Linked DNA regions of Homo sapiens: regions 2, 3, 4, 5 and 6 are each linked to region 1. The links are chromatin loops, found by intact Hi-C in ENCODE. Cell type or tissue: OCI-LY7. All regions are shown on one strand. Links, peaks and the distances in the headings refer to the core of each region. The heading gives the core; the rest is flanking DNA. Region 1 overlaps LOC105371348 (a long non-coding RNA gene). Region 2 overlaps CHST6 (carbohydrate sulfotransferase 6). Region 3 overlaps CFDP1 (craniofacial development protein 1). Region 4 has its middle 7.2 kb from the start of CTRB2. Region 5 overlaps BCAR1 (BCAR1 scaffold protein, Cas family member). Region 6 has its middle 14 kb from the start of CHST5.

Region 1 (5,123 bases), core at 622-4,621:
TAATTATAAAAGTGTCAGTTAATCAAGAAGATATAAAAATAATTAAAGTGTATGTACCTAACAACACAGCCCCAAAATGCATGAAGCAAAAATACACCGAATTAAAGGAAGAGACTATTCAAACTTAATAGTTGGACGCTTCAATAAAAAGGAGAATAGAAAAACAATCTGCCAGGGTCATGATAGTGCCAGCTCTCAAATCTGGGTCTAGGGTAAAAGAGAAATAAAACTAAAACCTGTCCGAAAAAAATTCAATCACAGTGAACCTGACTGGGAAAGGAGTAGAAGAGAGGGAAGAGCCAGTATCCAGGCAGCTGGGGAACCCAAAACAATTCCCCTTAGGGCTACTCCCTCCCTGGTATCTCCTGATGTCTGACCTGACCCTCCCCTCCATTAAGAATAGATGTCACTTTCCTCCGTTCTCCTCCACTCTCCTCCACTCACTGCTACTTCTCCCACTCCACATCAACAAACTGAGTCCCAAAAGCTTCTTAAATATCAGCCCTATGGCGCTCAGAGCTCGGAAATGCTGAAAGTCCTTCAGTACCAGATGCCAACTTAGAGAGGACAAAGGAGTAGGAAAGACTGAGCAGTGACCCCTACATCCATGTGCCACTATCCTATAGCACATTTGAGACTATTCTGAAGAGCAAGTTAAACTCACATAAAATAGAAATTTTTATCCTAAAAAATATTTCATATGAAACATTTATGGAACTGAAAAAGTACTATACTTCAATCTGGAGCAAAATGACTTTGGCTCTCACTCTGAAAATAAATGTTTAAATCATACTTGATGGAACAAAGTCAGCTGAAACTATGCACATTGGATTCACCAGGAGACATGTGTACACAGTGGGCTGCCTCTCCTACATAAAAAGGTCTTCATGGATATACAATGGGTCCTCATGAAACTGATTTTGCCACAGATTTTGGGGAACTGAGAGCTTTTTTCTTCCTCCAGGAGGGCACAACTTCCTTCTATTTTCCAGTTTTTGTGCTCTACCTCTTTAATTTTACTTAAAAAGAATGACCCTGAAAAACACATTAGTAATTACTAGATGCCAGAAAATGATCCTTCTAGCATAAAATTGGAACATGGAACTATTTTATCAGTGTTAACTAGACCTGAATTATCAAATTTCAAACAATATTATAATACCAAAAGCTGATTTTAGATTATATTACAGCTCATTTCATAGAGCACCAAGGAAGTGGAAGAAAATATAAATGTGCTTCTTAACCTGTGTGACAAACCTACCTCAATGATTCAAGTGAAAGTTGTGGATTCACATGTTCGAGGCACATAAAAAAATAATCTTGTATGTTTTAATATCTAACTCAAGGACTATCATCCAGCATCTCTCATGCTGTGCTCATTCACACACTACAGAAAGGTAACTCCTCTTTGGCAGAGCTATGAAGTATATCTAAATTAAACAGGCTAATCAAGTGACTGGATTATGTGTAAACCTCCTCAAATAAAATAGTATAAAAAAATATATCATGGTAGAGTTTATTATTGTCACATTATCATAGTAACCACTAGGAATTTAGTCAGTTAAAAATATGTCAAAACCCAGCCTACAAAATGGGAAAAAATATTTGCAAACTATGCATCCGACAAAGGTCTAATATCCAGCATCTATAAGGAACTTAAACAAATTTACAAGAAAAATACCCCATTAAAAAGTGGGCAATGAACATAAACAGACACTTTTCAAAAGAGGACTTACTGCAGCCAACAAGCATATGAAAAAATGCTCCACATCACTAATCATTAGAGAAATGGCAATCAAAACCACAATGAGATACCATCTCACACCAGTTGAAAGGGCTTTTAATAAAAAGTCAAAAAATAACAGATGCTGGCAAGGTTGCAGAGAAAGGGGAATGCTGATACACTGCTGGTGGGAATGTAAATTAATTCAGCCATTGTGCAAAGCAATGTGGTGATTCCCCAAGGAATTTAAAAGAGAATTACCAATTGACCCAACAACCCCATTATTGAGTACATACCCAAAGAAATAGAAATCATTCTACCATAAAGACACATGCACACGTATGTTTATCGCAACACTATTCGCAATAGCAAAGACATGGAATCAACCTAAATGCCAATCAACAGTACACTGGATAAAGAAAATGTGGTACATATACACCATGGGATACCACACATTCATAAAAAAGAACAAGATCACATCCTTTGCAGCAACAAGGATGGAGCTGGAGGCCATCATCCTAAACAAACTAATACAGGAACAGAAAACCAAATGCCACATGTTCTCACTTACAAGTGAGAATTAACCAAGGAGAACACATGGGCACAAAGTGGGGAACAACAGACACATGGGCCTACTTGAGGGTGGAGGGTGGAAGGAAGGAGAGGATCAAAACACTACCCATCGGATATTATGCTTATTACTTGGGTGATGAAATAATCTGTACCCCAAACCCCCATGACACGCAGTTTACCTATATAACAAGCCTGCACATGTGCCCCGAGCCTAAAATAAAAGTTTTTTTAAGTCAAAACCATCTTCATTCTTTGTCTTCTTTACAAAAATATATCTGAAAAAATACATCCTGTGAAGTAGTGCTCTAAAGTTGTCGGAGATATTGATTTATTACTTCCTTTACTAAAATAATACCTTATATTTACTTAATTAAAATATATAAAACCTCCATAACTGGCATTTACGTTCAGAGAAATCGCTCTAAATAAAACATCTGCCAGGAACTAAAAGCATTTTAAAGTGGCTTGGCACTAACACTGTCATTATCATCACTATTACAAGGGACAGTGTCAGATTACATGTATGGCCACGAGGAGGTGCTAATACCCTGTGGCTTCATCACCAAAAAGAAAGTCATCAGAGCTGCAAAACCTGGGCCTGTTATTGCAGAGTCTGGTAAAAACAAAAACCCCACAGAGAGCAGAGTAACCTGCTGGCCTCTCACAGGGGACCGAGTGAAGGATGCTCTACAATCCAGGGAAAGGGGTGATAAGCCAGGGGAAAGCTGGCCTGCCTACCTGTTCTTCTCACAGAGGTGCCTCTTTAAAAATACATCTGATGAAATACTGTAATTTCTAAATGTTTGGACATTGTTATAATTATCAAATTAATCATTGATACAGTAGTCATTCCAATTTAGCTTCTTGTCCATCACTACAATTCTGAAGAATAAAATGTCTGCCCAGAAATAAGAATGTGGAGTCAGAAGAGGCTTTATTACTAGAAATATGAAATCAAAATGAAATTGCAGAGCTGTTCCAAAACAAAAATGTAAAGGCCCTTTCACTTACTGGCCCTTTCTATTGAAAACAAGAAGGAATTTAAGAGTAGTGTTATTGTTGTTAACGTTTTCACTGTGAGACAATTTGAGGGATTTACTTTGTTATCATACATTTGACATCGTCTCAACTCCTGTTCCAATCACAGAAATGCCTCCAAATAAAATACCTGCCAGTAATTAAAAACACATTATTATATAATTATCATTATTCCTTCAAAGGGGGTGGGAGGAGTTATTAGTGCAGTCCTTGTGATTTTTCTCTAAGTTTGAAACTATTTCAAAATAAACTTCTTTAAATTGCATATCCCTTTCTTGAAATACAGTTAAATGAAAAGCCTACCAATAGTTAAACCTTTAATGTTATGAGGGATAATATTATCATTACTAGTAAATAGGGTTAACCCCAAACAATGGAAACTGGTTTGTTTCTAGGCAGAATGCTGGATCCCAGCAACCAGGGAGGAAACAGGTCATTTGTCTGCAGTCGCCATTCTGTGAAATCCACTCGGTAGCAACAGTCAATGGATCTCCCAGTGGAATTGCTTATCACCTAGCAATGTATTGGTTGTAAATAATCCAGTCACAAATGTATTCTCTTCAATTTACATATACTTGTGGCTCTAACAAAGAGAAGTCATCATTCTCTAGTGTGCAAATGAACACAGCAAGAAGCACGATTGGATGAGTTTGTTTTTCTTTCTAAGCTGGGGCATGTGAATCCACACATTATCACATGAAACAGTGATATGCATTAAACAGAAATTTAAAAACACATTTATATGTTTATTCTTCCCGGGTTCTCCATGAAATAAGCAGTAATTGAATCCTGATATCTGCTTTTCATATATGTTTTTAAAGTGATAATTCAGATTTAATAGCACCAATAACAAAACAGTGCCATGTTCCAGTTTTACGCTAGAGGGATCATCCACCAGCATTTATTAATTACTAATGTCTTTTCTTGACATTCTTCTCTTCAAGTAAAATTACAGAACTACAGAAGAAAACCTGAGAATTGGAGCAAGTGTTCTCTTGGAGAACAAAGCCCTCAGATCCTACAAAATTAGTTTTATGAAGATATACAGTAACTGTCTTGGTCTTTTTTTTCTGTTGTTTATAAGAGAATTCCTGAAACTGGGTAATTTATAAAGAGAAGAAACTTATTTCTTACAGTTGTGGAGCTGAGGAATCCAAGGTCAAGGGGCCACATCTGGTGAGATCCTTCCTGCAGGTGAGGACTGTCTGAAAAGTCCTGAGGCAAGGCAGGGCCTCACCTGGCGAGGCAGTCGTCTGTGCTAGCTCAGGTGTCTCTTGCCCCTTTTTTTATTTTTATTTTTTTATTTTTTTTTTGAGACGGAGTCCCGCTCTGTCTCCCAGGCTGGAGTGCAGTGGCACGATCCCGGCTCTCTGCAAGCTCCGCCTCCCGGGTTCACGCCATTCTCCTGCCTCAGCCTCCTGAGTAGCTGGGACCACAGGCGCCCGCCACCATGCCCGGCTAATTTTTTGTATTTTTAGTTCAGGCAGGGTTTCGCCATGTTAGCCAGGATGGTCTCGATCTCCTGACGTCGTGATCCGCCTGCCTCGGCCTCCCAAAGTGCTGGGATTACAGGCGTGAGCCACCGCGCCCAGCCGTCTCTTGCCCTTCTTATAAGCCACCTGTCCCACTTCCATGATAGCCTATTCATCTGTTAATCCATGAATGGATAATTCATTCAAGAGGGCAGACCCCTCATGATCCAATCACTTCTTAAAGGGCCCACTTCTCAATACTGCCACATTGGGGATTTAGTTTCAACATCAGTTTTGGAAGGGACATCCGAAACACA
Region 2 (5,123 bases), core at 499-4,498, 290 kb after region 1:
ATGGGGTTTCACCATGTCGATCAGGCTGGGCTGGAACTCCTGACCTCAGGTGATCCACCTGCCTTGGCCTCCCAATGTGCTAGGATTACAGGCATGAGCCACTGTACCTGGCGAAAAACAGTTTGTTAACACAGGCAGCCAACATCACTCAGGATAAGCCTCAATGAAAAGTAACAAAGTGATGGCTTGGAACACTGTCTTACACAGCATTTTTAAAAAATACAATAAATTTGTAGAGATAGGATGACCAAGGACAACAGTTTTAGGCTTCCAAAGGTGGTAAACTATGGGATGGTAAATATCCGAGAGGAAGCTGATGCAACAGGATTTGTCTGCAGCAGCCTCTGGTACCACCTCTGAGTCAAGGGTTGTGTCCAGTGATGGAGAGTTTATATCGTGCCTTTAGGCAGAAAAGGGGAGGGAAACCTGAACTTTTCCTGCACTTTCTGCTTCTTAATTGCCTTCAGCTGAAAATCATTTTTTATGTGAAAAAGGCATAGTCTGAGCTGACGCCTCTGCTTTCCTCCACCTGAAGAGAACCTGCGTGCTGCTCCTTTGCTTCGGACCTCCGCCTCTGCCCGGGAGAAAGCCCAGGCCAGCCTGCTGGACAAGCAGAGACCATGAGAAGGAGAGTTCAGGGGTCCCAAACCAGGCCATCCTAGACCAGCCAGCTCCAGCTGATCCGCACGCAGCCACTTCGGCTACCTTCTACTGGCCAAAGGGAGTCCCAGGGCTCACCCAGATTCAGAGGTGGGGAAACTGAGTCCACCACTTGAGAAGAGTAGCTATAAAGACATATGAGCGAGGCCAGCTGAGCCCAGCACTGCGGCCAAGTCGAAGACTTTAGGAGCAATAAAAGTGCTTATTGTGTTTCAGTCATTTGAGTGTTGTGGTGGTTTGTTACGTAGCATTGCCTAACCGATACACTTGAGAACGGAGGGCTCCTGGCACCTGCAGCTTCCAATTTCCACCAGGGTCCAGGCTCCCTCCCTGCTGGTAGGGCTGTAATTAGTGTCTCCCCTTACCTGTAGGCCCTGTGATGCAGCTAGAAGTGTCTAGGCCCAGCAGTCACCCACAATTAGGGGCAGGCACGCTTGCTGCCTCTGCTCTGGCTGTGGGAGCTCAGAAGGGGCAATCAAAGCACTAGATGGGCTGATGGGTGCATAGAAACAGTGTTGCCTGGAATAGGTCAGAGAACCCACCTATCAAGAGGCTGTTGGGGAATCAATGGTGGGCCTTATTTTTGTTATTTTGCATCAAGAAGATATATTATCCACATCAACACTGTATCAACTCCTCATGGCCACCACAGACCCTGTGTCCCCTAGCTTTGTCTTTGATGTGCCTTTGTCACCCACTCCTACAGACTGCGCCCCACCACTGCCACAACTGCCCCATCACCTCTACAGGGTTAAATCAATGGTTTTAATTTTTGCCTACCTGATGGGTGAAAAATGTTACTTGATGTTTCAGTCTGCACTTCTTTAATTCCTGGGGCAGCTGAACATCTTTTCATGCTTATGACTCAACTGTATTCCTTTTTCATTGTTCAAGGCTGTGCCCATGTTGCTGTTGACTTACCACAGCCTCTTTTGAATATGCTTTGTTATTTTTGTTGTGCAAATGGTTTCTCCTAGCTTGTCATCTGTTTTTTGTTGTTGTTGTTTTGTTAACTTACTTTATGGCATTTTCCCCTCAGGCTTCTTAAAAAAAAAGAAGCTTCATTGAGCTATAATTGATATACAACATCTGCACATAAAGTGTAAAGTTTGATTAAACATTTGTATATACCTGTGAAATCAAATCACCACCTCATCACAATCAAATTTCAAAAAGTTTCACCTAGTTTATCATATTGTTGAATGTGAATCCTTTCCTTATGGCCAGTGGATTTTATGTCTTGTTGAAACGACTTTGTCCTGCTACAGTGATAAAAATGGTCTTCACGCTTGCTTCCAGTACTTTAGTAGTCTAGTGTTTTACGCTTGGATCTAAATTGCATGCAATATTCCTGATCGGTGCGAGTCATCAGTTCTCCCAGCGCCCTCTACTGAATGATCTCACTCATCACACACTGAAACCACCATGGGCTGGAATCTGTCCCTCACCCACAGGCCCACTCCACACCAGTGGATCAGGCGAGCAATTTCTTTAGGTCGAGTGACCCCTATGCTGAGGTCCAGTGGGTTATCCCGACTACCTTCACAAGTTAATGGATTTAGATTTAAGCACCACCTGCCCCCAGCAGATTCTCTTACAATTTAAATATCCTCTCACAGTGCAAATCCTTATTCTGTGAATGACTCTATTCAGACCATGTTCCTTAAGAACCAGAGCTAGGCTGGGTGCAGCTGTAATGCTAGCAATTTGGGAGGCCAAGGTGGGCAGATTGCGTGAGCTCAGGAGTTCGAGACCAGCCTGGGCAACTTGGCGAAACCCTGTCCCTACTAAAAAAAATACAAAAACGTAGCCAAGCGTGGTGGTATGTGCCTGAAATTCCAGCTACTTGGGAGGCTGAGGCATGAGAATTGCTTGAACCCAGGAGGTAGAGGTTGCAGTGAGCCAAGATCGCCCCACTGCACTCCAGCCTGGGTAATAGAGCGAGACTCTGTCTCAAACAAACAAAAAACGAAAGAACCAGAGCTAAAGTCTTGATGAAATGGAAAGGATTGGCCTACTATCCATTTTTCCAAGATGGCAATTCATTCCAGCCAATCGAGCATTTTCTCCTTTGGGAGTAAGACCAGAAAACCTGGCCTGTCCTGCAAGTCTTGTGTTATTCTGCTCCCAGTCCTCAAGAACTCCACTCATTCATTCAACACACATTATGGGTTGAGCACCAACCAGGCACTGGGCTATTATAGGAGCTGGAGATACAGCAGGACCAAAAACAGACAAAAAGCAAAAACCCCTGCCCTAGGCTGGGTGCAGTGGTTCACACCTCTAATCTCAGCCCTTAGTGAGGCCGAGGCAGGTGGATCACCTGAGGTCAGGAGTTCAAGACCAGCCTGACCCATATGGTGAAACCCAGTCTCTACTAAAAATATAAAAATTAGCTGGGCATCGTGGCATGCACCTGTAGTCCCAGCTACTCAGGAGGCTGAGGCAGGAGAATTGCTTGAACCCGGGAGGCGGAGGTTGAATTGAGCCGAGATGGCGCCAAAGGACTCCAACCTGGGCGACAGAGCGAGACTCCATCTCAAAAACAAACAAAACAAAACAAAACAAAACAAAAACCAGCCAGGCGCAGTGGCTCACGCCTGTAATCCCAGCACTTTGGGAGGCCGAGGCAGGCAGATCATGAGGTCAGGAGTTCGAGACCAGCCTGGCCAACATGGTGAAACCCCATCTCTACTAAAAATACAAAAATTAGCCAGGCGTGGTGGTGGTGGTGCACGCTTGTAATCCCAGCTAATCAGGAGGCTGAGGCAGGAGAATCGCTTAAACCTGGGAGGCGGAGGTTGCAGTGAGCTGAGATCGCGCCACTGCACTCCAGCCTGGGCGATAGAGTGTGACTCTCTCAAACAACAACAACAACAACCCTGCCCTTCAGGAACTTGCATTCTGATGGTGGGGAGATAGCTGATGAATAAGCTTAATAAATGGCTACATTATTTAGCATATTAGAAAGTGCCAAGGATTAAAGTAGAGAAGGATCGGGGGATGAGGAATATATGTGTGTAGAGGTGTGAGTTGTAATTTTTAATGGGGTGATCAGGGTAGGTCTCAGTGAGAAAGCGACATTTGAGGAAAGTCTTACAGGAGGTGAGGGAGTATGTTAAGGGCAATCATGGGTAGCCTGTCTGGGAGCAGGAAAGAGCTAACACAAAAGCCCTAAGGAGGGGAGGCATCTGGCTTGTTGAAAGAGCAGCAAGGGGCCAGGGGGTCTGGTGTGCTGGACCGCCTCCTTGGCTTCCTTAGACAGGGCCCAGGAAACCTCCATTTTCTGAGTCCTGCAAGGCTAAATGTCTTTTTTTAACCTGTCAATTCATAAATGAACTAAAGATCGAATTCTAAATTCAAAATAATGTTTCCTAATGTAATACATAATTGATTATGTAACCCTACAATAATTGATTTCTTCCACTTTTTTTTTTTTTTTTTTTTGAGACGGAGTCTCGCTCTGTTGCCCAGGCTGGAGTGCAGTGGCGCGATCTCTGCTCACTGCAAGCTCCACCTCCCGGGTTCACGCCATTCTCCTGCCTCAGCCTCTCCGGTAGCTGGGATTACAGGCGCCCACCACCACGCCCAGCTGATTTTTTTTTTTTTTTTTTTTTTTTGAGACAGAGTCTCATTTTGTTGCCCAGACTGGAGTGCAATGGCACGATCTCGGCTCCTGCAACCTCTGCCTCCCGGGTTCAAGTAATTCTCCTGTCTCAGCCTCCCAAGTAGCTGGGATTACAGGCGCATGCCACCAGGCCCGGCTAATTTTTGTATTTTTAGTAGAGATGGGGTTTCACCATGTTGGTCAGGCTGTTCTGGAACTCCTGACCTCGTGATCTGCCTGCCTCGGCCTCCCAAAGTGCTGGGATTACAGGTGTGACCTACCACACCTGGCCCTTTTTCTTTTTTTTTTTTTTTTTTTGAGACAGAGTCTTGCTCTGTCGCCCAGGTTGGAGTGCAATGGTGCGATCTCGGCTCACCGCAACCTCCACCTCCCAGGTTCAAGCAATTCTCCTGCCTCAGCCTCCTGAGTAGCTGGGATTACAGGCACATGCCACCATGCCCGGCTAATTTTTGTATTTTTAGTAAAGACGGGGTTTCACCATGTTGGTCAGGTTGGTCTCAAACTCCTGACCTCGTGATCCACCCGCCGCAGCCTCCCAAAGTGCTGGGATTACAGGCATGAGCCACCACGCCCAGCGGTTTCTTCCACTTCTAATAGACTCTGCTAGTCTGGGAAATGTACCAAAAAGACAGCATGGTTAAAAGGTCAGTATTTCCTGACCCTTTTTATACTTCCTATTTTTATTTTAGATAGGTTTCTTGGTTGATGCAAAACGCCAATTGTAGTGGTAGGGAACTGGCAGGAGGAAGCTTCCTAAACGGAGGTTTCAAGAGAGACTTCTGTTTCTTTTTTTTTTTTTTTTTTTTTTTGAGACGGAGTCTCGCTCTGTCGCCCA
Region 3 (5,123 bases), core at 640-4,639, 360 kb after region 1:
GCTCAGGCAGTCCTCTCACCTCAGCCTCCTTAGCAGCTAGGACTGCAGGTGCATACCACCACGCCTGGCTCATTTGTTTTTTTTTTTTTTTTGAGATGGAGTCTCACTCTGTCACCCAGGCTGGAGTGCAATGACACAATCTCAGCTCACTGCAACTTTACCTCCTTGGTTCAAGCAGTTCTCCTGCCTCAGCTTCCTGAGTAGCTGGACTACAGGCACGCACCACCATGCCTGGCTAAATTTTTTTTGTATTTTTAGTAGAGACGAGGTTTCACCTTGTTGGTCAGGCTGGTCTGGAACTCCTGACCTCATATGATCTGCCCGCCTCAGCCTCCCAAAGTGCTAGGATTACAGGCATGAGCCACCACACCAGGCCTCTTGTGTTTTTTGTATAGATGGGTTTATCCAGCCTGGTGTCAAACTCCTGGGCTCAAGCATCTGCCTGCTTGGCCTCCCAAAGTGTTGGGATTACAGACATGAGTCATCATGCCTGGCACCTGTATAAATTTTAAAAATTACAATTGAGTAACAATTAAAATGATTGTAAAAATAAGTTATAAAAATAAATGCTTACATTTTATTACATTTTTGGGCTTTAGTTGACAAGATAATTCTGAAGTATCACACACATTGTAATGTCCTACTGCGTGTGACTGATAATTCATATCACATGTGACTCACCTTGCAAATCTGGCCTAACTGAATTTATACTCTGTTTAATGGAAGGGCCCACTGCTCATGTCTTGAGTATTGTGACATTGTCAAATTGCTGAACAAGTTTCTAAATACTCACAATTTCTGTGCCCATCTCATCTTGGACCAATAACAGGTAGTTTTGCAGTCAAAACTTGAATAGCACTATATACAAATGATTCCATTCAGTTTTTCCCCAGTTATCCCAATAATGTACTTTATAGCTGTATTTCTTGTTCAATCTAAAATCCAGTCTAGAAGTCCAGCGCGCTATCCGTTGTGCTATGGAGCCACCTCTAAGATCCAATCTAAGATGAAAACCATAATTGGTCTTTTGTTGTTGCTGTTGATTTTGCATTTGGTCTTTTTAAACTCCTTGTACTTAGAACTGTTTTTCATGCCTTTTCTGTATTTCACAGCATTGGTTTTAAGCTTTTTTTTTTTTAAGAGTCCAGGCCATTTGTATTGCATAATGTCCCTCAATTTGGATTGCTGCATTGTTTATGATGAGCTTCACATTAATTATGTTAGACAAAAATACTACATTGATGGTGCTTCTCATCCATCAAGAGACTCAGCATTGATGGGGATAAGTTAGGCCACCAGTATCTTAAGACAGTACCTTTGCGGCCGGGCGCGGTGGCTCATGCCTGTATTCCCAGCACTTTGGGAGGCCGAGGCAGGCGGATCATGGGGTCAGGAGATCGAGACCATCCTGGCTAACACGGTGAAACCCGTTCTCTACTAAAAATACAAAAAATTAGCTGGGTGCAGTGGCGGGTGCCTGTAGGAGGCTGAGGCAGGACAATGGCGTGAACCCGGGAGGCGGAGCTTGCAGTGAGCCGAGATCGTGCCACTGCACTCCAGCCTGGGCAACAGAGCAAGACTCCGTCTCAAAAAAAAAAAAAGAAAAATGACAGTACCTTCCAGAATTCTTCATTGTAAGGCAACCTTTTCCTTGGTAATTAGTTGTTTTCGGGTTCCATAAATAATAATAATAATTACTATTATTATTTTGAGACACGGTCTTACTCTGTTGCCCAGGCTGGAGTGCAGTGGTGCGATCTCAGCTCACTGCAACCTCCGCCTCCTGGGTTCAAGCGATTCTCCTGCCTTAGCCTCCCGAGTAGCTGGGATTACAGGCACCTGCCACTGCACCCGGCCAAGTTTTTTATTTTTAGTAAAGACAGGGTTTCATCATGTTGGCCAGGCTGGTCTCCAACTCCTGACCTCAAATGATACGCCCACTTCGGCCTCCCAAAGTGCTGGGATTACAGGTGTGAGCCACCATGCCTGGCCCCATAAATAATTATTGATGATATGAATTAGTAATATATTTTACTGCCTGAAATTATTCTGGAAGCTGTTGAGTTGTACATCCAGTAGGGGACCAGCAGAACGCTGACAGTATAAACTTTTAATAGTTTGAAAGTCCTATAAAAATAATATAGAAAGTATGTTAATGTACCGTTAGGAATATAGGTTTAAAAGTTTTTTGAAGTCTTTTTTGGCTTGAATTATTTTCTATGTGTTATGCAGACTAAGAAAGATTTATTTATAACTTCACTAGTGGCCCTCACATAGAGTGTACAAAAAGCTGGTAAATAACTGTTGCTGTAAGAAGTCATTAGGCCAGGCGCAGTGGCACATGCCTGTAATCCCGGCACTTTGGGAGGCTGAGGCAGGAGGACTGCTTGAGTACTGGAGTTGAAGACCAGCCTGGGCAACATGGAGAAACTCCATTTCTACAAAAAATATAAAAATTAGCCAGTCATTGTGGTGTGTGTCTGTAGTCCCAGCTACTCAGGAGGCTGAAGTAGGAGTGTCCCTTGAGACCAGGAGGCAGAGGTTGCTGTGTGCTGAGATCGTGCCACTGAACTCCAGCCTGGGTGACAGAGTGAGACCCTGTCTCAAAAAAAGTCATAAATTTTCGGTCAAATTAAGTGTTGTGGACTTGTTAGTAAATACTATTATAGTTGTGTGCTGCAAATTTCCTATTTCATTTTTGAAAACAAGTGGATGGTAATTTTAAATGTCCTTGATGGGTATTCAGGGCGTCTGCTGTTTTCTCAATTTGTCAGAAGAGGGCAGCACCATGTCTATAAAAAACAAAACAAAGAAATGAGTATGGAAGCCCTTTTTTCATATGAATTACATACTGTCACATACATTTTATATTTCAAAATGATACATGCTTATTACTTTAAAAATCATGTTACAGAGATATATAATATATATAACATGAAAAGTGAAAGTTCTGTAACTCCCTTCCCCTAAAGAAAACAAAAACCCTGTTAATAGTGGGCATGTTGACAGGATTTTTTTAAACTTAATTTATTTATACTTAAATTTAGGCATTATAAGGAATTCTCATAAGGGGACTTACGAGATCTGAATTTTCATTGATAACAGATACAAATTTGTTGTATGGATTTGAGCATATCTTTTAATTTCTTCATGTCATTATTCTCCTTTTTCTCTCTGTATCAAGTTAAGAGCATTACTACATCTTCAAGAAATGTGAGAAGAGCTGGTGATGACAGGAAGGAATTTGTAGGTCTAAGTGTAAGGTAGTGTTAGCACAAAGTTAGTCTTCAGTTTTCTAACTGTATTTTAATGTTAAATTTTGGGCTTTGATCATTTCATTTTGTTTTTGTCCCTACTTGAAAAATGTTTAGCTTATTAACCTAGGGGAATGGGGGAATATAGTATTTTGTATTCTGCCCTATCACATAACCAGCTGAGCCAGTTAGCTCAGACTTTCCTAAATGATTCACCTTTTGGAAAAAGCCAGTCATGGAAAGTTTCTGCCCAATTAAAGACTTTCAGGAAGTTCTGAGCAAGTGAAAATAAAGTTAAAATGGAATTTCTGTTGAGAACACTTGAATTAACTATTACTAATAATAGGCCTTTTCCTGTCAGAGTTCCCTCTTGTGCGTTAGAGGTGGTCTATAATTTAACTGTTCTCCTGCTTGAAGATATTTTGATACTTGAATCCCTTATTGCTTGTTAAAAGTGGAGTTGTTCTAGGCATACTGTCAATGAAGAGTAATCTGTAATATTACTTGGTGTCAATTACTAAAGTTCCTGAGATAAATATACCAGTGTTTCCTAGTGAATATAGATAGGACTTTGGCACTAAGAAATTTTGAGAGATACTCCCACAGTTTATACTTTTTCCATGCTGCTTTTATGCCACTTACTATATATCATGTATTACAATGACTTGCTTTCATGGTTGGCTGTTCTGCTGAACTGTGAGCTCCTTAAGAGCAAAGGCCATGCCATATTTTTTTTTATATGTTCAACATCTAACAGTGCTTGGATCTAGGTTGCTTTTCAGCAAATGTTGACCTAATTGTCTCAGGTGACTCTTTCCAGGCTTGTCATTTCCATGAAGGTAGTAAAAAACAAAACCAAACATGCATTACCTAGAGGCTACTTTTCCTTAAGCTATCACTTAGGCCATTTGATTTCATCTTCTCTATCACCAGCATTCTGAAACTTCACAGTGATTTGCCTTGATGTGAATCTTTTTTTTATTTTTCTGAGACGGAGTCGCACCTTGTCGCCCAGACTGGAGTGTAGTGGCGCTATCTCAGCTCACTGAAACCTCTGCCTCCTGGGTTCAAACGAATCTCCTGGCTCAGTCTCCCAAGCAGCTGGGATTACAGGCACCTGCTACCACGCCCAGCTAATTTTTTTTTTTTTTTTTTTTTTGAGACGGAGTCTTAACTTTGTTGCCCAGGGTGGAGTGCAGTGGTGCAATCTTGGCTCACTGCAAGCTCCATCTCCCTGGTTCACGCCATTCTCCTGCCTCAGCCTCCCGAGTAGCAGGGACTACAGGCGCTCGCCACCAAGCCTGGCTAATATTTTGTATTTTTAGTAGAGACGGGGTTTCACTGTATTAGCCAGCATGGTCTTGATTTCCTGACCTCATGATCCACCCACCTCGGCCTCCCAAAGTGCTGGGATTACATGCGTGAGCCACTGCGCCCAGCCAATTTTTGTATTTCTTAATAGAGACAGGGTTTCACCATGTTGCCAGGCTGGTCTGGAACTCCTGACCTCACTATCTGCCCACCTCGGCCTCCCAAAGTGCTGGGATTACAGGTGTGAGCCACTGTGTCAAGCTGGATGCTTTTAAATTAGCTGCATCCAGTGTTCTGTGGCTCTTTTTTATGGAAGCCTATCCTTCACTTCTAGGACATTTTCTGTTATTGTTGACAACTTCCCCCTATTTTCTGTTTTTATGAGATTCATATTAGTAGAATTGATATGACAGGCCAGGGCAGTCTAGGCTGAGGTAACAAACTCAGCAACTCAGTAGCATAATACAGTACATTATTTCTTACTGGTATAAAGTCCAATATGAGTTTCGTAGCACTCCATCTTGTAACTCAGTTGTACAGAACACCTAGGCTTCAGGG
Region 4 (5,123 bases), core at 576-4,575, 560 kb after region 1:
TTCAGTAGCTGGCATTGTAGGCGTGAGCCCCCACACCCAGCTATTTTTTGTATTTTTAGTAGAGAGGAGGTTTCACCATGTTGGTCAGGTTGGTCTCAAACTCCTGACCTCAGGTGATCCACCCGCCTCGGCGTCCTCAAGTGCTGGGATTAGGCGTGAGCCACCGCGCCCAGCCTCTGAGTGCTTTTTATCATGAAGGGTGTTGGATCTTGTCAAAGGCCTTTTCTGCATCAATTTAAGTGATCACGTGATTTTCCCCTTTCATTCAATTAATGCATATTACGCTGATGGATTTTCTTGTTATTTCCTATAGCGCTTGGCATGCTGGGATAACTCCCACTTCATCATGGTGTATAATCCTTTTAATATGCTGTCGGGTTCAGTTTGCTAGTACTTTATTGAAGGTTTTTGCATCTATATTCATGAGAGATACTGGTTGGTAATTTTCTTCTGATGTTTTTATCTGGCTTTTGTATCAGGGTAATGCTGGCTTCCTAATCTGTATGTATCCATTTGTGATTTTTTAACATCACAAATTTAGATACTCAGCTCAGTAATTTTCAGTGTGTTCTTTTCTCATAAAAGTATTTCAGGAGGCAAGCTTTCCTCCAAACACTGCTTTCATTGTATTTTTTTTTTTTTTTTTTTTGAGATGGAGTCTTGCTCTTATGCTCAGACTAGAATGCAGTGGCATGATTTCTGCTCACTGCAACCTCTCCTGAGTTCAAGTGATTCTCCCTCCTCAGCCTCCCAAATAGCTGGGATTACAGGTGTCCACCACCATGCCTGGCTAATTTTTGTATTTTTAGTAAGAACAGGGTTTCACCATGTTGGCCAGGCTGGTCTCAAACTCCTGACCTCAACTGATCCACCTACCTCGGCTTCCTAAAGTGCTGAGATTACAGGTGTGAGCCACCACACCTGGCCTTTTTTATTGCAATTTGATACACACTTTATAGTTCTAAGTCTTTTTCATTTCCTCCCCTGTACAGTGCCTCGGCATGACCCACTTTATCCTGAGGGCACCTGCAGGCCAGGGGCAGGCACCCATTGCCCCAAAGCCCTGGAGCTGGGTCGGAAGCAGAGCAGAACCCTGGTGCTCACTTCCTGTTTTTTCCTTGCACAGCCGAGTTCACAGCCTTCTGCCTTGGGCCACAGCTCTAGCCTCCCCACGTAACCACAGGTTCCGATCTTTGCTTCTTCTCCCAGGTCTTCCTGTCTCTTGATGTTTCCCTCTAAAGATCCATCATGGGCTGGGAATGGTGGCTTACGCCTGTAATCCTAGCACTTTTGGGGGCCGAGGAGGGCAGATCATGAGGTCAGGAAATTGAGACCATCCTGGCCAACATGGTGAAACCCCATTGCTATTAAAATACAAAAATTAGCCAGGTGTGGTAGTGGGTGTCTGTAGTCCCAGCTACTCAGGAGGCTGAGGCAGGAGAATCGCTTGAACCCAGGAGGCAGAGGTTGCAGTGAGGCGAGATCTTGCCACTGCACTCCAGCCTGGTGACAGAGTGAGACTCCATCTAAAAAAAATCTATCATGGCTGGTCCTGGGGGGCAGCCAACATTCCACACTAACCCGGCATCTTGGCAGGAATGGAATGGGCTCCCTCCTGCATTTTCTACTTCACTGGCTTTCCTAATACCTTTCTCTGCCCGTGCACTGTCAGCCGTTCTGATGATGCGTCTAATAGGTTGGAATTAAGGTTATAGATGGAATTTAATTATAAGGACATGAAGAGAAATTAACTTGGAGAATGGATGTGTGAAGAGGGGAAAAGCAAAATGAGAGAGAGCTTGGGCACAGGAGTGGGATCCAAAGTCGACTATTAAAAATAGTATCAAGCCGGCCGGGCGCAGGGGCTCACACCTGTAATCCCAGCACTTTGGGAGGCAGAGGCAGGCGGATCATCTGAGGTCAGGAGTTCGAGTCCAGCCTGGCCAACATGGTGAAACCCCCATCTCTACCAAAAATACAAAAATTAGCCAGGCGTGGTGGCACATGCCTGTAATCCCAGCTACGCAGGAGGCAGAGGCACAAGAATTGCTTGAACCCAGGAGGCAAGAGGTTGCAATGAGCCAAGATGGTGCCACTGCACTCTTGCCTGGGCAACAGAGTGAGACTGTCTCAAAAAAAAAAAAAAAAGCAGAGGCGGGTGGATTGTTTGAGGCCAGGAGTTTGAGACTAGCCTGGGCAACATAGTGAGACTCCTTTAAAAAAAAGAAAAAGTAGCTGGGTGCAGCGGGTGGCACCTGTAATGTGCTGCTCAGGAGGCTGGGGCATGAGGATCACTTGAGCCCAGGAGTTCGAGGCTGCAGTGAGCTATGATCACACCACTGCACTGCAGCATGGGTGACAGAGCAAGACCCTGTCACCCTGTCTTTCTCTGTGTGTGTGTGTGTGTATTTTTTTTTCTTTTTTTGAGATGGAGTCTTACTCTGTTGCCCAGGCTGGAGTGCAGTGGTGCAATCTCAGCTCACTGCAACCTCTTCCTCCCAGGTTCAAGCAATTCTCCTGCCTCAGCCTCCTGAGTTGCTGGGATTACAGGTGCATGCCACCATGCCCAGCTAATTTTTGTATTTTTAGTGGAGACATGTATTTCACCATGTTGGTCAAGCTGGTCTCGAACTCCTGACCTCAGGCGATCCACCCACCTCGGCCTCCCAAAGTGCTGGGATTACAGGTGTGAGCCACCGCGCTGGGTGTCTCTATATATAATTAGAGCCACCGCGCCCAGTCTCTCTCTATATAATTAAGAGCCAGGTTTCTTAAGGAAACTCCCAGCTCAGTGAGGGAGAACTGCTCTTAAACACAGAGGAAATTACATGTATTTTATTATGTCAACAACCATCTACATACAAATAAATGTGAGGCGTAAGTAATATAAAAATGGAATAGCAAGCACAAACCTGGCTAAGGGACTTTTTCACTTGCTGGTGAAATCTGCGTCTGTCCCCCGCTCCACCCACCGGCCTCCCAAGAGTCTGAAAACCACCCGGTATAAGGCTGCCACCTGGTGGCCAATATGAAAACTGCATATAGCTATGCCTTACTGTTCCTAACCCAGCGTTGTTTCAAAGAAATACAAAAGAAATACAAGGCGAGCCAAATGGATGATTTTAAATTTTCTGGTAGCCCTACTGAAAAAGTAAAAAGAGGCCGGGCACGGTGGCTCACGCCTGTAATCCCAGCACCTTTGGGAGGCTGAGGCGGGCGGATCGCTTGAGCCCAGGAGTTCGAGACCAGTCTGGGCAACATAGTGAGACCCTCTTCTCTACAAAAAAAAAATGCAAAAATTAGCTGGGTGTGGTGGTGAGACCCTGTCTCTTAAAAAAAAAAAAAAAAAAAAGAGGGACTGGCGCGGTGGCTCACGCCTGTAATCCCAGCACTTTAGGGGGCCGAGACAGGCGGATCACGAGGTCAGGAGATGAGACCATCCTGGCTAACACGATGAAACCACGATGAAACCCCGTCTCTACTAAAAATACAAAACAATTAGCCGGGTGTGGTGGCGGGCACCTGTAGTCCCAGCTACTCAGGAGGCGGAGGCAGGAGAATAGCATGAACCCGGGAGGCGGAGCTTACAGTGAGCTGAGATCTCGCCACTGCACTCCAGCCTGGGCGACAGAGCAAGACTCCGTCTCAAAAAAAAAAAAAAAAGAAAAAAGAATTTTAATAATATATTTTATTTAACCCAATATATCTACATATTTCAACATGTAATCAGTATTTTAAAATTATTAATGATATATTTTACACTCTTACACTCTTTCAAACCTAGTGTGTAATTTGCACTTCCATCACATCTCCACCTGGATGCTACATTTTCATGAGAAATACTCGATCTGCATTTACATCTTGTAAAACTTACAGTTGAAAAGGTAGACTCACACCCAAATTGTCCCAAATATGCTTAAAAGCTTCCAATTATGTGTTATATTGACAAGTACAGTTAAGCAAAAGGCTGAGTTTAATCAGGGGTCGCACTTGATTTAATCTCAGCTTAAAAACAGATTCCTCCTCGGGCGGGGGTTCCCCCACCCTTGGTCTGAGTTAGACCACGTTAAACAGTGCACGCGCCTCTCCCCGCCCATCGGGTGATCTGGCTTTCTACTAACAGAAACGTCTGGAGCAGTCGCAAGAGAATCCTGTCTCGGACCAGCCTGCATCTGTACCTAATCTAGTGGTTGCGTGATTAGCCACCCAGATTCCCTCCAGGACTGCAGGCCGACCTCCCCACGCGCTGCTGTGGACAGCAGACAGTCCGCAGCTGCCGTCCTCTTTGGGAGTTTCCTCAGCTGAAGAGCATCATCTTGACCTCGGGTCCTGCCTCCTTTCTGGGCAGCTGCATCCAGTGATTGGTCAGTAGGGTTTTTTAAAGGTCCAGTCTTTTCACCCAAACTTGGGACGATGTTGAGGCTCTATCTTCCTCTGCCCAACATTGCTCTTTCCCTACCCCTACGAGTCTTCGGTTCCAAAGGTATTGCTCCTGGGGTACCAGTAAACTTCTGTGTGGTCATCTTTATCTCAGAGTCTACTTCCTGTGGGGAGCTCCAGCTATGATCGTGTGTGCCGGGAGTGAGCTGCAAAATGCGGATGCTGAGGTGGGATTCTGGAGCTGGACTGCTGACTACCAGGCTGGCAGTGAGGACCTCTTCATGGTTGGTAGAGGAAGCGTAGATAGGTCGGGCACACGGTAGCAATGAGGTTGTGAAAGCTTCCACTGCTGATGAAATGCAATGGTATTCTGGGGAACACTATCCACTAGTGGGTGCCCTGTGTCAGGAGTTTGAGGTATGAGGGGAGAGAATACCTATAGAACGTAGGGCCAGGAGCAGCGGCTCGCGCCTGCAATCCCAGCACTTTGGGAGGCTGAGGTAAGAGAATTGCTGGAGCCTAAGAGTTCAAGACCAGCTTGGGCAACATAGCAAGACCCACGTCCCCATAAAAAATAAAAATTAGCCAGGTGTGGTGGTGTAGTCCCTGCTACTTGGGAGGCTGAGGCAGAAGGATCTCTTGAGCCTGGGAGGTCGAGGTTGCAGTGAGCTGTGATGATGCCGCTGCACTTCAGCCTGGGTGACAGAGCAAGACCCTGTCTCACAAACCCAAAAACCACAGTT
Region 5 (5,123 bases), core at 319-4,318, 530 kb after region 1:
TTCAGTGAGTGTCTGCAGTGACACAATTATGTGAATTAACACATGCAATTCTTTGGGAGGAAGCTCTCCCACCTTCAGGCACAGGGGTGGTCACCTGGCTCCAGAGCCGGCTCGTCCCAGAGCTGTCATGGATAGGAATTGTGAAGGATGTGTGTGCTAGGGCTGCGAGTGTGTGTGCGCGTGTGTGTGCCTGTGTGCGTGCCTCTGCATTTGTATGTGTGCCTGTGTGTGTGCGCGTGCCTCTGTGTGTGTGTCTGTATGTGTGTACGTGTGTGTGTGTGTGTGGCTGGGTGCTGCCCCCAGTCCCTGGGGTGGGCAGATGGACAGATGGACAGTCTTGACCACCGCTTGTCCCCCAGGTCTACGACGTTCCTCCATCGGTGAGCAAGGATGTGCCCGATGGCCCACTGCTGCGTGAGGAGACCTACGATGTGCCCCCCGCCTTCGCCAAGGCCAAGCCCTTTGACCCGGCCCGCACCCCACTGGTACTGGCTGCGCCCCCTCCAGACTCCCCGCCGGCCGAGGACGTGTATGACGTGCCGCCCCCGGCTCCTGACCTCTACGACGTGCCCCCTGGCTTGCGGCGGCCTGGCCCGGGCACCCTGTACGATGTGCCCCGTGAACGGGTGCTTCCTCCTGAGGTGGCTGATGGTGGCGTGGTCGACAGTGGTGTGTATGCGGTGCCTCCCCCAGCTGAACGTGAAGCCCCGGCAGAGGGCAAGCGCCTGTCGGCCTCCAGCACCGGCAGCACACGCAGCAGCCAGTCTGCGTCCTCCTTGGAGGTGGCAGGGCCGGGCCGGGAACCCCTGGAGCTGGAAGTTGCTGTGGAGGCCCTGGCACGGCTGCAGCAGGGTGTGAGCGCCACCGTTGCCCACCTTCTGGACCTGGCAGGCAGCGCCGGTGCGACTGGGAGCTGGCGTAGCCCCTCTGAGCCACAGGAGCCGCTGGTGCAGGACCTGCAGGCTGCTGTGGCCGCTGTCCAGAGTGCCGTCCACGAGCTGTTGGAGTTTGCCCGCAGCGCGGTGGGCAATGCTGCCCACACATCTGACCGTGCCCTGCATGCCAAGCTTAGCCGGCAGCTGCAGAAGATGGAGGACGTGCACCAGACGCTGGTGGCACATGGTCAGGCCCTCGACGCTGGCCGGGGAGGCTCTGGAGCCACCCTTGAGGACCTGGACCGGCTGGTGGCCTGCTCGCGGGCTGTGCCCGAGGACGCCAAGCAGCTGGCCTCCTTCCTGCACGGCAATGCCTCACTGCTCTTCAGACGGACCAAGGCCACTGCCCCGGGGCCTGAGGGGGGTGGCACCCTGCACCCCAACCCCACTGACAAGACCAGCAGCATCCAGTCACGACCCCTGCCCTCACCCCCTAAGTTCACCTCCCAGGACTCGCCAGATGGGCAGTACGAGAACAGCGAGGGGGGCTGGATGGAGGACTATGACTACGTCCACCTACAGGTGGGTGCCGCCTGCCCAGCCCCGGCTCCTCTTCTGCCACGCTGGGCTCCTGTGCTTAGGGGGAGATTTGTTCTCAGCTGGGGCCTGGTCCCTGGCAAGGCCCTGCACCCTCCTCTCACTTTGACCTCCCTCACCCCACATTGGCCCCATGTGCTAGGGTGGCCATGTCATCGAGCCCTTCGTTGAGTCCCTCGGGCTGGTATCTCTGGTGACCAGCAGCGGTGACTCTGCTGTTCTGTGTGGGGAGACAGATCTGCAGAAATGTGCACACACACAAGGATGCTCTGAGCGTGGGGGAGCAGCAGGAGGTGGTGGGAGGTGGCTGGGACTGCTCCTCCCAGGCTGGCCCCTGGAGCAGAGGCCTGGGTGCTAGCCGGGTGGGAGTCCTGGTAAGGAACATTCCAGGCTGAGCTGGGCCAGAGAGGCATCCAGGGGCAGGGACCAGGTGGCCAGGCCTTTAGGCCAAGGGGGAGGGATTGGGTGTGATTCCTGGTGTTGGAGCCTGGGAAGGCAGGGTGGAGCTTGCGGACTTTCTGCGGGTACCCCACCCTCTGCCCAGTCTCTTCCTGAGCTGGCAGGCGGTGAAAGGGGCTGCCAGGGTTGCTTCCTAGGAAGCCACCTTCTCTGTGTGTCCCCGCATGTGCCAGCCTGGGGGGGCTGTGTCCCACATATGCCAGCCTGGGGGAGTGTGTGTGTGTGTGTGTGTGTGTGTGTGTGTGTGTGTCTGTCTGCCTGCCCCTGCACGTGCCAGTCTGTGTGTGTGTTCACGTGTGCTTGTGTGTGTGTGTGTGTCCACGTGTGCTAGTGTGTGTGTGCGTCCACGTGTGCGTGTGTGTGCGCGCACACGCAGCACCACCTGGTGGCCACTCAGCTCACTGCGCCCGCCACAGGGCTGGCCTGTGCTTCTGGCTCAGAAAACTGGCCTCAGCGCAGCCCCTGTCTCTGCCCTCCAGGGGAAGGAGGAGTTTGAGAAGACCCAGAAGGAGCTGCTGGAAAAGGGCAGCATCACGCGGCAGGGCAAGAGCCAGCTGGAGTTGCAGCAGGTGAGGCCCCGGAGCAGAGCAAGGCCCAGCTTTGCCCGCTGACCCCCTGAGCCCCCAGCTCTTGCCCTGCAGGGCCGACCCCGGGTCCCCAGCTTCTCATGTTGTCTGACAGTGCTCAGAGCTGGGCCCGGCCTGCCACCCCCCTGCCTCCTGACCATCTTCATCTTTTCACTTGGTTTATTTTAAAGTTTTCAAGAGTAATTGTTGGAGACATTTAGGGAATTAGAGAGTGGGGTGAGAGCAGAAAATAGACCCCTCACAGCTGCCATAGGCTCAGCACGGGGCTGGCTCTGCCCTGCTCCTTCCTCCAAGCTGCTCCCTGCATGGCCGGGATGGTGTCCTGTGGGCATTCGACTCTTCTGTCCCAGCATCTGCCATGGCGTTAAGCATTCTTGTGGATTCTTTCAAAGACCACTTAGCGTCTATTGAATGTTTGTATTGTACCCACACTTCCTTAGTATTTTTTTTTTTTTGACACAGAATCTTGTTCTGTCACACAGGCTAGAGTACAGTGATGCGATCTCAACTCACTGCAGCCTCAACCTTCTGGGCTCAAGCGATTCTCCTGCCTCAGCCTCCCCAGTAGTTGGGATTACAGGCGCCTGCCACCACACCTGGCTGATTTTTATATTTTTTATAGAGACAAAGGTTTCACCACATTGCCCAGGCTGGTCTCAAACACCTGGGCTCAAACGATCCACCTGCCTTGGCCTCCCAAAGTGCTGGGATTATAGTGTGAGCCACCACATCTGGCCCCTTATTATAAATATACTGCTGTGTTTATATGCAGACATGTTAATAGAATTTTCCTCATATTTTGAATCAGTTCTTCAGGGTAGGAAAGAGGTATGTAAAAAAACACTAAGGGAGCTTTATTCTGATTATGAAGATAATTTTAAAAGTGAAAATACAGGATAGCACGAAGTGAACATAAAAATATCACCCGTCAAATCTCCCTCGCCTACCTTCTGGGCACCAAGGAGGTGGCAGAGGCAGGGGCCTGAGACCCACGACACACAGCAGTGAGGCTGCAGCCGCCTCATGAGAGCTCGGTGAGAATCACTGAAAAGTGGAAGATGCCTGGGAAGTACCTGGCACATGGAGACACTCAGGAGAGGCTAGACATTGACATCTCAGAACGGTGGCAGGGTGGCAGGGGGTGGGGGCTGAGAAATTACCTAATGGGTACATTGTACCCACATAACAAAACTGCACCTGCACCCCTGTTAAATCTACTAAAGAAAACACCCAAGAAAAGAATAAATGTCACACCTGTAATCCTAACACTTTAGGAGGCTGAGGCAGGAGGATCACTTGAGGCCAAGGGTTTGAGACCAGCCAGGCCACGTAGTGAGACCCAAGTCTGTATACATTAATACAAATTGTGGCCAGGCACAGTGGCTCACACTTGTAATCCCAGCACATTGGGAGGCCAAGGCGGGCAGATCACTTGAGGTCACGAGTTTGAGACCAGCCTGGTCAACATGGCAAAACCCCATCTCTACTAAAAATACAAAAATTGGCCAGCATAGTGGCACACGCCTGTAGTCCCAGCTACTTGGGAAGCTGAGGCAGGAGAATCATTTGAACCCAGGAGGCGGAGCTTGCAGTGAGCCGAGATTGCGCCACTGCACTCCAGCCTGGGCGACAGGGTGAGATTCCGTCTCAAAAAAAATAAAATAAAATTGTTTTAAAAACCTCCTGGGTGCCGAGGCGGGCGGATCACCTGAGGTCGGGAGTTCGAGACCAGCCTGACCAACATGGAGAAACCCCATCTCTACTAAAAATACAAAACAATTAGCTGGGCATGGTGGCACATGCCTGTAATCCCAGCTACTTGGGAGGCTGAGGCAGGAGAATCGCTTGAACCCAGGAGGCGGAGGTTGCGGTGAGCCGAGATCGCACCACTGCACTCTAGCCTGGGCAACAAGAGCGAAACTCCGTCTCAAAAACAAAAAACCTCCTGAAATATCAACAATATATAGGTCTATATCTCTGTCTAGAGAGAGAACTCTGGGATCGCCGTGTTTTCAGAAGTGGTCGTGTACTTTGTCCGTCCTCTGTGTGCCTCCAGCACTGACTTCACCAGTCCCCTGCTGTTGGACACTTAGGCTGTTCCCAGAGTTTTACTTTTGTGAACAGTGCTGTGATGAATACTAGTCTTTGCACGTATCTGATGAATCACTTAGATAACTTGCTAGAAGCTGGATTAAAGGGCAAGAATATATGTGAAGAACTTTAAAGATGTAGAATTCCAAGGCCAAGGACATAAAGTCCATGTTAAATGCAAGTCCATGAAGACTTACTGATGAGAACATCTGTTGCCCCATTTTTGTATCGGTGAAGAATCTGAAATCTCCACCCACAAAGTGTCTAATAGGAGAGTATTGATTCAATAAAGTATGGACATTTATGCAGTGGGATATTATATAACTATGAAGAGTTGTCAAAGAATAAAAAGGGCTGGGTGCAGTGGCTCACGCTTGTAATCCCATCACTTTGGGAGACAGAGGCGGGAGGATCATCTGAGGTCAGGAGTTTGAGACCAGCTTGGCCAACATGGTGAAACCCCATCTTTACCAAAAATACAAAAATTAGCCAGGGGTGGTGGCGCAGGCCTGTA
Region 6 (4,596 bases), core at 1-4,000, 240 kb after region 1:
AAAAAAAAAAAAAAGAAGGAAAGAAAGAAAAAAGGATGATACAAAATAAGCCGAGCGTGGTGGCACATGCCTGTAATCCCAGCTACTCGGGAGGCTGAGGCAGGAGAATCGCTTGAACCTGGGAGGCGGAGGTTGCCATGAGCTGAGATCGCGCCACTGCACTCTAGCCTGGGCAAGAAGAGCGACACTCCATCTCGAAAAAAAAAAAAAAAAAAAGAGGCAGGTGCAGTGGCTCACTCCTGTAATCCCAGGACTTTGGTAGGCCATGGCAGGTGGATCACTTGAGGCCAGGAGTTTGAAACCAACCTGGCTAACATGGCAAAACCTCAGCTCTACTAAAAATAAAAAAAAATTAACCAGGCGTGGTGGTGCGCATCTGTAATCCCAGCTACTTGGGAGACTGAGGCAGGAGAATCACATGAACCTGGGAGGTGGAGGTTGCAGTGAGCCGAGATCATGACATTGCACTCTAGCATGGGTGACAGAGGGAGACTGCATCTCAAAAAAAAAAAAAAAAAAATGAAGAAGCGGCTGGGCACGGTGGCTCACACCTGTAATCCCAGCACTTTGGGAAGCCAAGGCGGGTGGATCACGAGGTCAGGAGTTCCAGACCAGCCTGGCCAACATGGTGAAACCCCCATCTCTACTAAAAATACAAAAATTAGCTGGGCGTGGTGGCAGACGCCTGTAATCCCAGCTACTTGGGAGGCTGAGGCAGGAGAATCACATGAACCTGGGAGGCAGAGGTTGCAGTGAGTCTAGATGGTGTCATTGCACTCCAGCCTGGGCAATAGAGTGAGACTCTGTCTCAAAAAAAAAAAAGAAGCAAATATGAAGACTATGTAGTCTTGAAGAGGACACAATCTTTTGAACAAGACACAAAATCCACAAACTGTGAAGAAAGAATTCACTTTCAAAATATAATAAATAGGACAAAACTTTTTGGAATTTGCTTGTGGTGACGTGGTGATCTGATCTCACAGGTCTATACATCTAATTTTATACCTTACATATAAATATTTTATATAAATTATGTCTCAATACTTTTTTTTACAGAAGCATTGGGGGAAAATACCATAAAGTAGGTTAAAAAACAGATGACAAGCTAGCAGAAACCATTTGCCATAAAAATAAGAGCAAAACCAAGAGGAAGCGGAAAGTCAACAGAAAAATGAGCAAAGCCCTTTAACAAAGAAAAAAGAAGGCCAGGCCGGGCGCAGTGGCTCACGCCTGTAATCCCAGCACTTTGGGAGGCTGAGGTGGGTGGATCACCTGAGGTCAGGAGTTTGAGACCAGCCTGGCCAACATGGCAAAAACCCGTCTCTACTAAAAATACAAAAATTAGCCGGGTGTAGTGGCACACGCCTGTAGCCCCAGCTACTTCAGAAGCTGAGGCAGGAGAATTGCTTGAACCCGGGAGGCAGAGGTTGCAATGAGCCGATATTGCTCCACTGCACTCCAGCCTGGGTGATAGAGCAAGACTCCGTCTCAAAAAATAATAATAATAATAATGATAATAAAAAGGAGAAAAAGGAAGGCTGTTGATTAATAAGCATGAAAAGATGCTTAGCTGCCCAGGGAATTAAAGAAACGTAGGTTAAAACAACATCAAGTAACATTTTTAACCCATCAGCTATGCAAAAGTGAAAATGATAGATTTAGCCATGTATAGGTGGTGGTAGCACCCACCACCACGCCTGGCTAATTTTTATATTTTTAGTAGAGACAGGGTTTCACCACGTTGGTCAGGCTGGTCTCAAACTCCTAACCTCAGGTGATCCACCCGCCTTGGCCTCCCAAAGTGCTGGGATTACAGGCATGAAGCACTGCGCCCGGCCTTTTTAATTTTTTTTGGACAGTCTTGCTCTGTTGCCCAGGCTGGAGTGCAACGGCACAATTTCGGCTCACTGCAACCTCCACCTCCCTGGTTCAAACGATTCTCCTGACTCAGCCTCCCAAGCAGCTGGGATTACAGGCACCCACCACCATGTCCAGGTAATTTTTATGTTTTTATTTTATTTATTTATTTTTAATTTTATTTTTTGAGACAGAGTTTCGCTCTTGTTGCCTAGGCTGGAGTGCAATGGTACGATCTTGGCTCATACAACCTCTGCCTCCCAGGTTCAAGCGATTTTACTGCCTCAGCCTCTTGAGTAGCTGGGATTACAGACATTCGCCACCATGCCCAGCTAATTTTGTATTTTTAGTAGAGAAGGGGTTTCTCCACGTTGGTTAGGTTGGTCTTGAAGTCCCAACCTCAGGTGATCCGCCCGCCTCAGCCTCCCAAAGTGCTGGGATTACAGGTGTGAGCCACTGTGCCCAGCTCCAGGGCTGGTTATCTTTGTATTTTCAGGTAGCCAGTTCTCCCCACGCCCTCTACTGAAAGATCTCATGCATCACATTTTCTCCCTTTGGGGTAAGACCAGAGAACCTGGCCTGTCCTGCAAGTCTTGTGTTATTCTGATCCCAGTCTTCATGAACTCCACTCATTCATTCAACACACATTATGGGTTGAGCACCAACCAGGCATCGGGCTTTTGGAGGAGCTGGAGATAGAGCAGGACCAAGATAGACAAAAAGCAAAAACCCCTGCCCTGTAGGAACTTGCATTCTGATGGTGGGACACAGCCAGTGAATGAGAAGTTTGATAAATGGCTAAATTATTTAGCATATTAGAAAGTGCCAAAGATTAAAGTGGAGAGGGATCAGGGGATTAGGAATGTATGTGTGTTTAGGGGTGTGAGTTGTTAATTTTTTTTTTTAAGACAGAGTTTCACTCTGTCACCCAGGCTGGAGTGTAGTGGCACGATCTTGGCTCACTGCGATGTCTGCCTCCCGGGTTCAAGGGATGCTCCTGCCTCAGCCCCGCTGAGTAGCTGGAAATACAGGCGTTCGCCACCATGTCTGGCTAATTTTTATATTTTTAGTAGAGATGGGGTTTCACCATGTTGGCCAGGGTGGTCTCGAACTCCTGACTTCAGGCAATCCGCCTGCCTCAGCCTCCCAGAGTTCTGGGATTACAGGCGTGAGCCATTGTGCCTGGCTTTTTTTTTTTTTTTTTTTTTTTTTGAGACTGAGTCTGGCTCTATTGCCCAGACTGGAGTGCAGTGGCGCGATTTCGGCTGACTGCAAACTCTGCCTCCCAGGCTCAAGTGATTCTCCTGCCTCAGCCTCCTGAGTGGCTGGGATTACAGGTGCCTGCCACCACCTGGCTAATTTTTTTGTATTTCAAGACCAGGCTGGTCTCAAACTCCTAACCTCAAGTGATCCACCTGCCTTGGCCTCCCAAAGTACTGGGATTACAGGAGTGAGCCACCATGCCTGGCCTTTTTTTTGTTTTTTGTTTTTTTTTGAGACAGTGTCTCACTTTTTCACCCAGGCTGAAGTGCAGTGGAGTGCAATGGCACGATCTCAGGTCACTGCAACCTCCACCTCCCGGGTTCAAGTAATTCTCCTGCCTCAGTCTCCCGAGTAGCTGGGATTACAGGTGCATGCCACCAGGCTCAGCTAATTTTTTTGTATATTTAGTAGAGACAGGGTTTCACCATGTTGGCCATGGCTGGTCTCGAACTCCTGACCTCAAATGATCCACCCGCCTCAGCCTCCCAAAGTGCTGGGATTACAGGCATGAGCCACTACGCCCAGCAGTTTCTTCCACTTCTAATAGACTCTGCTAGTCTAGGAAATGTACCAAAAAGACAGCATGGTTAAAGGTCAGTATTTCATGACCTTTTTTATACTTCCTATTTTTATTTTATTTAGGTTTCTTGGTTGATACAAAACGTCAATTGTAGTGGTAGGGAACCTGCATAAGGAAGCTTCCTAAACAGAGGCTTCAAGAGAGAACACTAATAGGCCGGGCATGTTGGCTCATGCCTGTAATCCCAGCACTTCGGAAGCCCAAGGCGGGTGGATCACCTGAGGCCAGGAGTTCAAAGCTGGCCTGGCCAACATGGTGAAACCCCCCTCTACTAAAAATACAAAAATTAGCTGGGCGTGGTGGCAGGTGCCTGTAGTCCTGGCTACTCGGGAGGCTGAGGCGGGAGAATCGCTTGAACCCGGGAGGTAGAGGTTGCAGTGAGCCGAGAACGTGCCACTACACTCTAGCCTGGGCCAGAGAGTGAGACTCTGTCTCAAAGAAAAAAAAAAGGTCGGGGGAGGCTTGAGAGAATGGGTTCACTTTCTTCCTCCATGTGAGGACCCATAGGTAGTGCCAGCAGTGAGGCACAGGCCCTTTCCAGATACGCAACCTACAGGCGCCTATATCGTGGACCTCCCAGCCTCCAGAACCATGAGAAAGTAAATTTCTGTTCTTTATAAATTACCCAGTTTACTTAAAAAAAAATTTTTTTTGAGACAGGGTTTCCCTCTCTTGCCCAGGCTGGAGTTAAGGAGCACCATCTCTGCTCACTGCAGTCTCCGCCTCCCAGGCTCAAGCAATCATCCTACCTTAGCATCCTGAGTAACTGGGATTGCAGGCATATGCCACCACGTCTGGCTAATTTTTCTATTTTTTGTAGAGATGGGATCTTGCTATATTGCCCAGGCTAGTCTCGAACTCCTGGGCTCCAGTGATCCTCCTGCCCTGGCCTCCTA

What was found. Peaks named below come from ENCODE experiments on the same cell type or tissue, not always from the same donor. Only the 100,000 strongest peaks of a DNase experiment are listed, where the experiment ranks them.
Region 2: a loop joins it to region 1, with 9 times the contacts of the local background. A loop is called at or near these places in 92 of 110 quality-filtered maps.
Region 3: a loop joins it to region 1, with 5 times the contacts of the local background. A loop is called at or near these places in 11 of 110 quality-filtered maps.
Region 4: a loop joins it to region 1, with 12 times the contacts of the local background. A loop is called at or near these places in 50 of 110 quality-filtered maps.
Region 5: it touches region 1 in a loop (6-fold over the local background); 8 of 110 quality-filtered maps call a loop at or near these places.
Region 6: it touches region 1 in a loop (8-fold over the local background); 15 of 110 quality-filtered maps call a loop at or near these places.

What each region holds. Positions count from the first base shown.
Region 1 is chr16:75,762,073-75,767,195 of GRCh38, reverse strand. All of the region lies in intron 2 of LOC105371348 (a long non-coding RNA gene), which reads right to left. Among named protein-coding and RNA genes, the nearest start is that of CPHXL, 38 kb to the right of the region's middle. RefSeq lists an enhancer at 2,970-3,029. In OCI-LY7, for the core only: CTCF peaks have their summits at 2,623, 2,822 (motif pointing right) and 4,234; a DNase peak (open chromatin) is centred at 2,865; H3K4me3 peaks cover 1,233 bases; H3K27ac peaks cover 1,781 bases.
Region 2 is chr16:75,468,880-75,474,002 of GRCh38, reverse strand. CHST6 (carbohydrate sulfotransferase 6) reads left to right here. Exons shown (of 3, transcript NM_021615.5): 3 at 1-1,951. Among named protein-coding and RNA genes, the nearest start is that of TMEM170A, 6.8 kb to the right of the region's middle. RefSeq lists an enhancer at 1,712-2,354. In OCI-LY7, for the core only: CTCF peaks have their summits at 1,847 and 2,048 (motif pointing left); a DNase peak (open chromatin) is centred at 2,042.
Region 3 is chr16:75,400,719-75,405,841 of GRCh38, reverse strand. The region is part of intron 4 of CFDP1 (craniofacial development protein 1); the gene reads left to right. Among named protein-coding and RNA genes, the nearest start is that of CFDP1, 30 kb to the left of the region's middle. In OCI-LY7, for the core only: a CTCF peak has its summit at 2,787 (motif pointing right); a DNase peak (open chromatin) is centred at 2,761.
Region 4 is chr16:75,197,401-75,202,523 of GRCh38, reverse strand. No RefSeq gene overlaps it. Among named protein-coding and RNA genes, the nearest start is that of CTRB2, 7.2 kb to the left of the region's middle. RefSeq lists enhancers at 948-1,027, 2,879-3,173, 4,212-4,712. In OCI-LY7, for the core only: a CTCF peak has its summit at 3,020 (motif pointing left); DNase peaks (open chromatin) are centred at 1,063 and 2,983.
Region 5 is chr16:75,231,223-75,236,345 of GRCh38, reverse strand. It overlaps BCAR1 (BCAR1 scaffold protein, Cas family member), which reads left to right. Exons shown (of 7, transcript NM_014567.5): 5 at 360-1,457; 6 at 2,411-2,500. Among named protein-coding and RNA genes, the nearest start is that of CTRB1, 15 kb to the right of the region's middle. RefSeq lists a silencer at 2,218-2,277 and an enhancer at 2,437-3,062. In OCI-LY7, for the core only: CTCF peaks have their summits at 2,145 and 2,351 (motif pointing left); a DNase peak (open chromatin) is centred at 2,285.
Region 6 is chr16:75,519,350-75,523,945 of GRCh38, reverse strand. No RefSeq gene overlaps it. Among named protein-coding and RNA genes, the nearest start is that of CHST5, 14 kb to the left of the region's middle. RefSeq lists a silencer at 2,288-2,337. In OCI-LY7, for the core only: CTCF peaks have their summits at 2,191 and 2,390; a DNase peak (open chromatin) is centred at 2,385.